Linked DNA regions of Homo sapiens: all the other regions are linked to region 2. A link is a contact called in ENCODE Hi-C or POLR2A ChIA-PET data. All regions are on one chromosome and are shown on one strand. Each heading gives the region's core, a stretch centred on a gene start or an enhancer-like site at or near the end of the contact. The rest is flanking DNA. Distances are from core to core; before and after follow the strand shown. Region 1 holds the start of SLF2 (SMC5/6 complex localization factor 2). Region 2 holds the start of ENTPD7 (ectonucleoside triphosphate diphosphohydrolase 7). Region 3 overlaps HPSE2 (heparanase 2 (inactive)). Region 4 holds the start of ZFYVE27 (zinc finger FYVE-type containing 27).

The links. Hi-C counts contacts between places; a loop is a spot of excess contacts on that map. ChIA-PET counts read pairs that join two places held with the same protein, here RNA polymerase II (POLR2A). Pooled maps may share reads with other maps.
Region 1: a loop to region 2 is called in a pooled map, with 13 times the contacts of the local background. The contact joins the promoter of SLF2 here to the promoter of ENTPD7 in region 2. A Hi-C loop is called at or near these places in 6 of 50 pooled maps.
Region 3: a pooled map shows a loop between it and region 2 (7-fold over the local background). The contact joins the enhancer-like site here to the promoter of ENTPD7 in region 2. A Hi-C loop is called at or near these places in 2 of 50 pooled maps.
Region 4: a pooled map shows a loop between it and region 2 (5-fold over the local background). The contact joins the promoter of ZFYVE27 here to the promoter of ENTPD7 in region 2. A Hi-C loop is called at or near these places in 1 of 168 maps with a recorded cell type or tissue (sciatic nerve) and 2 of 50 pooled maps. POLR2A ChIA-PET finds 5 or more read pairs at or near these places in 1 of 52 experiments (T-cell).

Annotation. Positions count from the first base shown.
Region 1 is chr10:100,911,527-100,914,226 of GRCh38, reverse strand. SLF2 (SMC5/6 complex localization factor 2) reads right to left here and starts at 1,264. Exons shown (of 20, transcript NM_018121.4): 1 at 977-1,264. The coding sequence starts at 1,116. RefSeq lists enhancers at 1,115-1,164, 1,185-1,254 and a silencer at 1,475-1,744.
Region 2 is chr10:99,658,192-99,660,954 of GRCh38, reverse strand. It overlaps ENTPD7 (ectonucleoside triphosphate diphosphohydrolase 7), which reads right to left and starts at 1,446. Exons shown (of 13, transcript NM_020354.5): 1 at 1,367-1,446; 2 at 991-1,093. The coding sequence starts at 998. It also overlaps a transcript of SLC25A28 not described here. RefSeq lists silencers at 1,218-1,437, 1,558-1,767.
Region 3 is chr10:98,466,123-98,469,050 of GRCh38, reverse strand. The region is part of intron 11 of HPSE2 (heparanase 2 (inactive)); the gene reads left to right. Among named protein-coding and RNA genes, the nearest start is that of HPS1, 21 kb to the right of the region's middle. RefSeq lists silencers at 1,005-1,104, 1,155-1,204. Within about 2 kb of position 1,435, at least 6 of the 41 ENCODE cell types and tissues checked have a DNase peak (open chromatin) inside an H3K27ac peak, as active enhancers do.
Region 4 is chr10:97,735,557-97,738,399 of GRCh38, reverse strand. ZFYVE27 (zinc finger FYVE-type containing 27) reads right to left here and starts at 1,272. Exons shown (of 13, transcript NM_001385875.1): 1 at 1,079-1,272. RefSeq lists a silencer at 1,007-1,076 and an enhancer at 1,407-1,556.

The sequences.
Region 1 (2,700 bases), core at 15-2,514, 1.3 Mb before region 2:
CAGATTTTAGGAAGGGGATAACTTGGATGTATTATGGAAAGTCCCCAGTGGGGTCTGGTGCTGCAACCTGTAATCAAATCCACTGACATTTCTCCAGCAAAACATGAATATTCACACTTAATGGGATAAAGACCACAAACAGCCTTACATTAGTTTTAGTCAGATCTGGCTGCCCAGTAAGATGTGGTGCCAAACTTACTGAAAACGTTTTGGTTTTCATAGCTTTCTGGCTTTCAGAGTTAAGATAAGGGATTGTGGGCCTGTACCACAGTATTAGTAACATGAATATTGTTAAAACTTAATACAATTTAACTTAAAATAAAAGACAGTACCAAGTTCGTAGGGAATTTAAACATGTTTTATTGTCAGAGGATGTCATTAGATGAAACTCCCCATCTCATTACATAGCTCCCACAAAATCTTTACAAAAAAATTAGCCTCTTGGAGAGGCGTGAAGTTACTGAAAGAGAAAACACGTCACATTCCAAATCTGCAAGTTCTTTTAAGTATGAACTAGCGTGCACGCTGGACTACAAAGTAATTCGTGGAAGGGATTCCCTCATCACAGGTTACATAATTTCACCCACAACATAGAAAAGGTTTATATTACTAAACCACTAGGATCAGTAGAACTGACAACGTACAGAAAACGATCTAAATATGCATTAAGCAGTTAGGGTCCCGGGTCAAACTCTTGCAAAGGAAAAAAATCACTTTCTTTCTACCTAAGGCGGGTTCTCCGTAGCTGTCCAGGCTGGTGGTCACTAGACCAAGAGCAGCTGCCCAACTACAGAGAAGCAAACTCCAACTCCCAGTAGCCCCTGCGCGGAGGCGGGGCGGGGATTTGCCAGGCCCCGAAATGCCAACGCCTGAGCTCGCGGAGGATGGCGGGAACTGGAAGAGCGGCGGTCTGCAGCCCTCCCCTCATACCCTTGCCCCCGCGACCCGGCCCCTTCTCAAGCCCTCTGCACGGTACCTGTCCCCAGGACTCTCTGTTCTCTTTCCCGCTGCAGCATGGGCGGTACTACCGGGTCTCAGATGGCAGCGCGGGGGCGACGACCCCGGGGCTGGGGATGAGGGGAAACCTGGCCTAGCGGGCATGCAGCGCCTTGTCATGTCGGCGCCGCTGGCGACGGCGGCATGAGCCGTGGCTGGAGAAGTTGGGTGCGTGGTTGCCGTCTTGCTGCTGGGACTCCGGGAGGCTGTCGGAGCAGAGGTGGGCGGCACCCCCTTCTCTCTTCATGGCGGTTCTCTCTTCGGAAGTGACTCCGGCGTGAGCGGGAAGGAACCTGGGGACCAGTAAGGGGCGGGTCTTACTTCATGAATCACGTCTTGATTGGCTGGCACGGTGGTCATTTCGGTGGTGGCGCAATAGGAAGCCGCAGCCTCTCTGGAGAAGGCGGGGCTTGGGGACGGGGGAGGAAGAAACCTCCCCCTCCCACCCCGTCACATGCACTGAGGGCGCGCGCCTCTGGTCCCGGCCGCCTCGGCCTTGGCCGGCGCGCGGGGGCGGAAAGGCGCGGGCAGCAGCTGGCGGACAGCTGACGACACCCGCCTGGTTGAAGGCGAGGGGTGAGGGTTTGCTGAAGCAAACCGGAGCCCGGCAGCTGCCTTCGTTGAGGATGGCCAACACTTGGGCTTCCTGTGTCACACAATTGTGCCTCAGAAATCCGCAGCTGTTCATTACATCGTCTCTTTAACAGCTTAGGCCAAAGTGCCATAATACTGTCACAATTTGCTGAGGGATCTGCACAGCGCGATCCGAAGACTTGTCCATTCTACGACGGTTCTTGTTGAGTGTCAGCGGTAGATTATTTTTTTGTCTTTAAGAAGAAGAAAAAACCCCCAAAAAACTCCATTGGAATAAAGACAGTTGTTAATCCACAAAAGCATTTTGTTTCTCATGAGTTACCATGAAGTCTCTGCAGCCGACTTCCTTGGAGATTTTTTAAAGGAACACAAGGTCAGCTTTCAGTTTTCCATGTTAAGCGTGGGCAGCATAGATAAGTAAAAGCTGCCTGCAATCTCCAACCCTCCTTTGTAAAGGGCTTGTGCTCTGGAGGCTGTTAGCCATGGTTTTCCTTATAAACCGAGAGACTGGTCAGTATCTCTGAACCTCAGCCTCCACATCTGTAAAACGGGCATTTTACTCACTTTTCTGGGTAATTGTAAACCATAAAAGGATAAAACAGTGTACACTGCACAGTTCAGATTCTCTCATGTAACAGGTACAGAGCAAATTATAGTTCCCTTTCTTCCCCAGATAGATTCCTACAGCGAATTTTACTTCTTTACAAAATCTTCCAGAGACAGGTCAAATACTGTTGCAATAACTGTTAACAACCAAAATATCAATTTCAAGATGTCCAAGCTTTAATTGACAGAGTTATTTAATCAGTTGGATGGAAAAAAATCTTAAATGATATAAAATAATTTGGACGGGTCTTTCAAGTTTATTGTATAGAAATTGAACTATTGGCCTGATACAGTTGCTCACATCTATAATCCCAGCAGTTTGGGAGGCCAAGGCAGGTGGATAGCTTGAGCCCGGGAGTTGGAGACTAGCCTGGGCAACATAGCAAGACCCTGTCTCAAAAATAAATTAATTAATTAAAATTTAGAAAAAACGAAATTGAACTGTTCTGGTCACTAAGCATGCCTGACTGACTCCAAGTTCACCTCCTTTTCCCTTCCCCTTTA
Region 2 (2,763 bases), core at 197-2,696:
CTACCCAGTTGCTGTGTAATTTTTTTTTTTTTTGAGATGGAGTCTTGCTCTGTTGCCCAGGCTGGAGTGTAGTAGCGCAATCTCAGCTCACTGCAACCTCCACCTCCTGGGTTCAAGCGATTCTTCTCCCTCAGCCTCCCCAGTAGCTGGGATTACAGGTGACTGCCACCACACCCGGCTAATTTTCGTATTTTTAGTAGAGACCGGGTTTCTACTTGGCCAGGCTGGTCCTGAACTCCTGACCTCAGGTGATCTGCCTGCCTTGGCCTCCCAAAGTGCTGGGATTACAGGCGTGAGCTACTGCACCTGGCCGTTGCTGTGTATCTTTCCAGGGATATTCTACGGATACACAAGCATAAATATACACCAATATATTTACAGTAATATATCTCTGTGTGTGTGTGTGTGTGTGTGTGTGTGTGTGTGTGCGTATCCATTCCCTCGGTTTTACACAAATGGTAGTCCACCATACCTGCTGTTCTGCATCTTTCCCCCACTTTATTTTATAACTTTCCCTTATTGGTGCATGTAGATCCACATTAATATTTTTTAAAAGCTTCAGGTTATTATAATGTATGGATAAGTGTATTCATCTGTGAAGTTCACTTTGTATATTGATTCAAAAGGACCTCGGTCTGTCTGCTTTTAAAGTTCACTGCAAACAAAAAACAAAAAAACTTCTTTGTTTAACCTCCTCAAGTGGCACCTAGCCTTGCTCAGATGCGAATCTGAATCAATGTTACAACCTTGCACTTTACAGAGCTGAGCAAGCCGACTCACTCTACCACTCCTGGTCTATGGGCTAGAAACTATTATTTATCAGCCCTCGAAATAATACAACTTTGATCGTCTCTGCATCCAACTAACCAGAATACAAAGTCCAAGTGCAGCTCCAGGGCAAACCTCACTTGGGACAGCCTCCCAGGGCCCCCCAACCTGCCTGCCATCCTCTGCCGTGCTCCCAGCCGGAGGGAAAGTGTGCAGCCTTACCTAGCCATGGGTTCCCTTCGGTGGTCTCAACGCCTGTCACCTTCTTTTTCTTTTGCCCTGAGAAGGTGGCCTCCTTGTCCCAGGCATCTCCTACGTCTGCAGCCTAGAAAGATTTGATTTCAGGCTTCTGTCCGACTGAGCCCACGAGACAAACCTGCACGGGAATTCCACGGCTCCCACCTCCTCCCCAGGCTCCCGCTCCGTCTGCTCTGGTTCCTCAGGCCCAGGGGACCCTACCCGGGCATCCTGGGAGCGGGGCGTTCTCGTGGGCCAGCTCTGTCCTCTAGGAACCGGTCGTCCCCAGGTGGCGGGGTGTGGGTCCCGCTTCCTCTCCCCGTCCCTCCGGGTCCCACAGCCCTCTCGCGCCCACACTCACGGGATCAAGCGGCCCGCCGGTTCCTTCGGCACCTCTCGGTTCAGTCCCGAGCTGCTCCCCGCGGCCCCTTGCCCAGCCGGAAGGAGGGCCCGGCCGGCGGCGGCGCCACGTCCCCAAGGAAACCGCAGGGAGCCAATGACTGACAGAAGACTCACGGAGGGGCCGGCTCTCCACGAGCCGAACCGGGGGCGAACCAGCTCGGTCAGCAGCACGTCCGTCCGCCAGGGTGGCCAATCCCCTAGAGCGCTCGGCCTCTGATGCCCGCCCCGGGACTTTGAGCCGCGCCCAATCGGAAAGGCGTCGTACCGAGGCTCCGCCTGCAGGGCCCGCGGAGAGCTCACAGGTGAGTGGCGCTGGGCGGCCCTGTGCCCGCTTCCCTCCCTGGGGCGCGAACTCTCGGCTGGTTGCTTTCTCCACGGCCGCTCCTGGGACAGAGTAGCTCCGGTAGGTGGGTTCAGGGTGTTCGCGACCGAAGCGCATCCCTTGCCCATAACCTATTGTTGGTTTTGTGCCCACTGACCCTCCCTACCAGAATGGCAGTTCTCTCACCTTAAACCTTCCCTATCACCTCCCAAACTGATGCCCCGACCTCACTGTCTTGCCCCGTGAGAAAACAGAAATCGAAGACAATGACGTTTACACCAAAGTGCTTATGTCCATTCATTCATTCATTGAATGTCTGCTTATGCCAGTCATCATGAATTTCTGTGTCGCCGCCCTCCTTGACCTTACAGTAACACAAAGGAAACGACGCGCGCGCGTGGGTGTGTGTGTGTTTCTTTCTTGCTTACACCAGCCGTTATCTCATTTCCAGGAGGACGGCATAAAGTCCAAGCTCTTTCCAACGTGGCACATCCATTGCGCCCCACGATCCGCCCTACCGCCGTCCTCTGCCGCTACTTGCCTTCCTTACCACGCTCCAGCAACGCGTCCTGTTTTGCTCATTCTGCCCCTCCACCTGCCTTGAATAACCGTCCCAGCCTCTTAGCCAAATCACCTCCTACTCATCCCTTACCACCCATCTTAAGGGTCGCCTTCCCCTAAAAGCCCTACTTGACCTACTACACCTTTTTTATACATGCCTATTGTTTCACTTAGCACGTTGAATTACTATTATACGTATATGTCTGTCTGTCTGTCCCACTAGACAGAATATCCTTGAAGGCAGGGACTATTTGCTTCCACATATTCCCAATACTGGCCACTGCCTGGCAGATAAAACACAACTAATGTATAATTAATAAGCAAATGAATGAATGGGGGGGATCGGGGAGGAAGACCACCCAAATGCTTTATTTATTCAAAGCTTACTATGACAAGGGAGTCAGTCACCATCACTTGCATTTGGCCGACTCAAAGCCTGTCAGGACATTAGGAAAACTACTTACTTACTTAAT
Region 3 (2,928 bases), core at 186-2,685, 1.2 Mb after region 2:
ATATCCCTAACAACTTGCCTACAAAACCCCCAGCTCTCCTTGTATAAAGGGTCCTGGTATTTTCTCTGGTCAGTGATACAGAAGCTAGATCAAAACTGCTCACCATTTCAGCGTGTCCCTCAGAGGGTAGGATGGAGGGCAAATAAACTTCTCAGCCTCAAAATGTCTTAGGGACAAGGAACTCCAAATAGGGTATGGGCTGTTGGAAGGGCAAGGGAACAGGATACTATTTTCCCCATTTTCTCTCTCTATCCCTTACAGTCCTCTCTGTTAACAACAGTAGAGGAAGAGATTGGAACATACAGCCAGGCATGACTCCTAGAGCAGTTGATTGAGCAGAACTCAACAAGTATTAACTAAACAGCTATCATGGACAAAAAGGCACTGAGCCGCATACTATTGAAAATTGAGAAATGAAAAGTCAGTAGCAGACAAAATGACCCAAGCACACAGATAAAATAAGCCTGAGAGGGACGCTAAAAGGGAGATGCAGATAATGTGCCGCTCTCCCAGCTTGTTATCAGGTGAGGTCCCAAGCAGGAGGCTACCTCTGACAGGGCCTGGAGGGAAGAACAGGCTTTTGAGAGATTCCACCGGATTCCAGGTAGAGCAAAAAGCACATAGAAGAAAAGTTCAGGACACACTTGAAGTAATTGCCCCCGTGACTCCTGAGGAGTGGGAGCACCCCAGAGAGGGTCATGACGGTCTTAGAGCCTTTCCTCCAGCCGGACATGGGGTACCAGGCGACACCACCTGCAGGGGCCACTTCTGAGCAGCCTTCCTCAGCGTGGTAGCCATCACTCAAGGCAATTTCAGACGAACTTCCTGTTCAAGCTGCCCCAGATGCACCGTCTCCCCACCGAGCAGGAAAGGGAAGCAAAGCCCCTCTGTCCTCAAACCTGACTGGGCCTCCTCGGGACTCTAACCTGCCCCTGACCTGGAGAAGGGCAGGGCAGCTGCACATACCAGCTTCCTCGCTCAGCGAGGGGGCCGGGAGCCTGCAAAGCACAAACAGGTGCGGGGCCGACCCGACTGGCGGCCGGGGGCAGCCGGGGACCCGGAGCCCGGGAGAGCCCAGCGCCGAGTCGTGGCGGGCGCCGCAGACCCCGCACCTGCCCTGGGACCCCCCGTTCTCTGCACGCTGGCCGGGAAGCCGGCACCCCTGCAGGAATTGCAGTCCCGTTTCGCACGTTTCCTTAATATTAGGCCACATTCCAGGTGGGACCCTTGCCAACGGGACCGCAACGAAGTTCTGGTTGGGATTTGATTGATTCTGTGATTTGTTCCTCCGGGAGGCCAAGCGCAGGGCACATCTCCCGGCCTTCCTGAGACTGGAGTGCGGGATTTGGAGGCAGGCGGACGCATTCCGGCTTCCTGGGTGCCACCCCGAAGTCAGACTGTCCTGGCACCATTGTGTAGGACAAGAGTGACCTCTAGTGGCCCCTAGGAAAGCACACTGGAGGAAAGGGAGCTGATAACTCAAGCGCAGGCCCATACAAACACACAGTCGGACTTATCTCTCCCCTGCCCCTCCTCCTTTCTCTCCCCCTTCCCTCTCTCCCTCTCTCTCATCATTTAACAATCCAGAAACTGAGACCAGAAGCGGCTGGTCACATACCTAGACCTGCACATTTCATGTCCCAAGCCTGGACTAAAACGGGTTTCTGGCCTTCCTGTCCAGAGTCTTTCCTTCTAGGTAGTAGTTCTTTTGCCCACGTGTTTATATCCAATGTGTCTTTTATTGACGCCTCCTGTGTGAGTGGGCGGACAGAAGAGTGACGGATGAGTAAGACACATGGGCTTCCAATCTAGTGGAGAGACTGACAAGCAGTCAGCTCAGCGGTCACAATACTGTGTGACAGGAGCTGAGATCCAAGAAGTACTGGGTCCTGTGGGAGCACCCCTGACTTGAAGGACAAGTAAGAGTTAGCCAGGAGAAGGAAGCTGGAAGGGAGGAGGAGGGCATATGGAGAAAGGTCCGGGTAGAAGGAAACCGTGTGCAAAACCCCTGTGCTTAGGCCGCGATTAGATAAATGGCCGTAAAGAATGAAAGGAGGTGGGGGTGGAAGGGAGCTGGAAGGGGCGGGAGCTAGAGTGAGCCTCTTGGCGGTTGGAGAAGTAGATAATAGGGCCTGTGCATGGGGACTTCAGACAATGTTCTAAGATCAGCGGGAAGCCACTGAATATTTAGACAGGTCAATATCATGGTCAGATTTCTGTTTATGCAGGATCACTCTGGGCTTGGCATAAAACTTTGCCTTAGGCTAGCTGTTAGTCATAGGCAACCCAACTGAAAAACGGTTAAGCCAGAAGGGATCTTAGGGTTCATCTGATCTATCACCCCTCACCTTACAGATGGAGAAACTAGTCTCAGAGAAGGCAAATGTTCTGAAGGTGGGTGAGGCAGAACTGATTTTCTTTTCTTTTTTTTTTTTTTTTTGAGACGGAGTCTCACTCTGTCACCTATGCTGGAGTGCAGTGGTGCAATCTCGGCTCACTGCAACCTCCACCTCCCGAGTTCAAGCGATTCTCCTGCCTCAGCCTCCTGAGTAGCTGGGATTACAGGCACCTACCACCACGCCCGTTAATTTTTGTATTTTTAGTAGAGCCAGGGTTTCACCATGTTGACCAGGCTGGTCTCGAACTCCTGACTTTGTGATCCGCCTGCCTCGGCCTCCCAAAGTGCTGGGATTACAGGCGTGAGCCACCGCACCTGGCCAGAACCAATTTTCTTTAAGTCCCTTCACCTCCCACTCAAGGCCCCAAAATATGCTATGCCAGCCTGAACTACACACCAGCTCCCAAGGCTGCTCCTGATAAAACACATAATTCCCCACTAAAGATCCCCTCTTGCCAGACTGTAGTCCAGAAAATTATCTTCAAGCTTTAAAAAGGACATGCTCCCTGACTTACTTCCCTGACACCTCA
Region 4 (2,843 bases), core at 23-2,522, 1.9 Mb after region 2:
GCCAACAGTAAACCTGTGAGCAAGGGAAAGTGAACTATTCAGACCTAAAATCCTGTTCTTTGTACTCTCCATCCAATGCTCTTTTCCCCAAAGATCCATCAAAACTAAAAATCATAAAAACCAAGCATAAATGATCGCTGCAGCGAGGCAGCCCATGGGCTGAAATGAAATGATGTCCTGGAACATTTTTCTCCCACTCTTTACCTGGTTAATTCCTACTCATCCTTCAGGTATCAGCTTAAACATCACTCCCTTACTCTGGGAAGTCTCTGCCAACACCCCCAACTCTGGACTGGGAGACCCTCTCCGATGCTCCCAAAGGATCACGTACTCACCCTAACAGAGCACTTATCACATCACATCGCTTCTTGGCCTTGTGGCTAAGATCAAGTGCAGAGCACTGACCACGTCAAAGTAAAACTCCCTGCTCTTAACTGGCCTCCATTCACGACTGCTTCTGTACACAGTGGGTGCTTAACAAATGCCTGCTGAATGAGTGAATGAAATACCGTGCTCCAGGACTCTCGCCCGATCCTCTAACTCTTCCCACTCCCTTCGGTTCCCAACAACTTCCTGGGCCATCTCTGCCCCAGGGCAGTCGGCATCAGAACGCCCCATTCCCGTCTGCCCTTTCTGATGAGGAAACCGAGGAGCCTTTACGGTCTTTCCCAGTTCAAAGTCCTATCCTGAACTCTAAGCAGCAAACGAGGGGGCGGAACCTCGGCGAAGAGCAACATAAACCAGTCCCAGGCAATCAGCCGCGACCTGATGGGAGGGTGAGGGGATGGGACAAAGGGGCCAACGGGACCCCGAAATCCCCGCAGGCCGAGCCAAGGCGAAAGGGCACAGAGCGGCGCCAGGTATGAGCCCAGGAAGGGGCGAGGTATATCGACGCCCGCACTGGCCTTGGCCAACACCTCTGCAGCCAGGGGGGCCTGATGGAGCCCGTGAGGCTGGACAGGGAAGGCCATGCCCGAGGTCGTGGGGCCAGCATGTGGCGGCCCCCGCTGCGCCCAAGCACCCAACTACACACAGCCTGCGGAGACACTGGGACGCGGGGGGACGGCACCTCACCTACCCGGCCGCTGGCTCCGTGAGGGAGGCGGCAGGGTCGGGCAGGAGCAGGGGTAGAGCCACTGGGCCCCGGAGCGTTTCTTCAGGCCTCCCCCGGCTGAACGCCGCTCCTCCTGCCAGGGTTGTTCGGAAGTCGCAGGTCCGAAAATCTCCTCCGCCTACGCCGCGGCCGCCACCGCCGCTTCCGGGACGCGAATCGCTCTGCGGCTGCGTCCTCATGACGTCATCCCGCTCCGGGTTTAGCTCCGCCCACCCCAGCACAGGCAAGCACCCTTGCCAGCAGTGCGCCTGCGCGTCTTTCCCGCGCGCTCCAGGCTGGAGTTAATTCTGTCCTTGGCCGGCCGCCGTTCACAAAGCCTTGAGGACCCTTGGAAGCACGTGCTTGGCGACCCTGCAGCTCGTTGCCCTGCCTTGCCGCAGGGAACAGTTGGCGAGAGGCTTAAATGAAGAATTTACGTCTTCATCCTCTTTCCTTCCAACTTTGGAACTGAACTGGGGACTGTGTGTGAGCCCCGGAAAGACACCGTATCCTGTATGAGATGCCCAGCAGAGCATGCAGTTGTTTCCGGAGTAGCTAGTGTGTACAAGGTCCTGTGCAGGCCTCTCCCAGCTCAGTTCACTTCACACCGTGTGGCCCAGTTAATTTCCCTTAAAGCACACATCCGATGGCTTTATATTAGTGACTTAGCGCTCAGGTACAGAGGAGCCAAGCACTGAACCGGACTGAGCTCTTTTTAGACATTATCTAGTTCTCCTCCAACGACCCTATTAGGGTTGTCGCCATTTTACAGATGGGGAATCTCAGACGTGTTAAGGAACTTCTTTAGAGTCACAGCTAAGAAGCAAATGGGAGCTGGAATTTGAAGCTTATGTGTCATCTGACCCCAACGCCCCAACCATACCACCACCCACCTTGGTCTGCATTTCCTGGTCTTGTCTCCTGCCATCTTTCAGCTGCCTTTAACTTTGGCCAACTGAACCCCTCCACTGTTACCCTCAAATGCCCCTGGCACTCAAATGTCTGTATCCCTTCCTTGAGTGCCCCAGCTGGAAGTAATCACTTCCCTCTTCAAGTAGCCACAGAGCTTTAACTGCATCTCTTCCTCCATTATCTCCTTTCAGAAAGACAGGCCCATCCCTCCAGCCAGGACTTAGCTGTGCTCCAGGGTCCAACTCTTATTTCCTTAGGGCTTTGCTCTAACAGGCCTGAAATCTTGACTCTCGCTAACTCTTAATCATCATTCTAGAGACAAAATTCATGGAAAATTTCTCCTTTAGCCTAACTTTACCCCCTCTTTCCTACATGAGTTGGAAGACTCACTGTGAAGTGCTCTCTACCGCTGCTTCCTCGCCCAATTCACTCCTCACTGCACTGTGGTCCTGCTCCCCTCCATATTTCTGGGCTACCTGCCTGCTCACCTGTGACATCCTGGCTGCTAAATCCAATGGACACTTCCCAGTCCTCCTTGCAGATGACCTCAGAAGCACTGGAATCTCTTTCCTTTTTGGCACCATTGTCCACCTTAGCTTCCATGACACCACCCTCTCCTCTCTTTCCGACCTTCAAGGTCTCCTTAGGGCTTTTCTTCCTACCCCTCAAATGCTGGGGCTCCTTTTGCTACCCTTCTTTCTTCTGACTCAAGGCACTCCGTGAGGATCTCATTCACTCTTGTGGCTTCTGTCAGCTAATGTTTCGTTTCCCGTGTCTATGTCTCCAGCACCTAAAGCAGTACCTGGCACATAGTAGGCATTCTGTTAAGAAGGGTTGC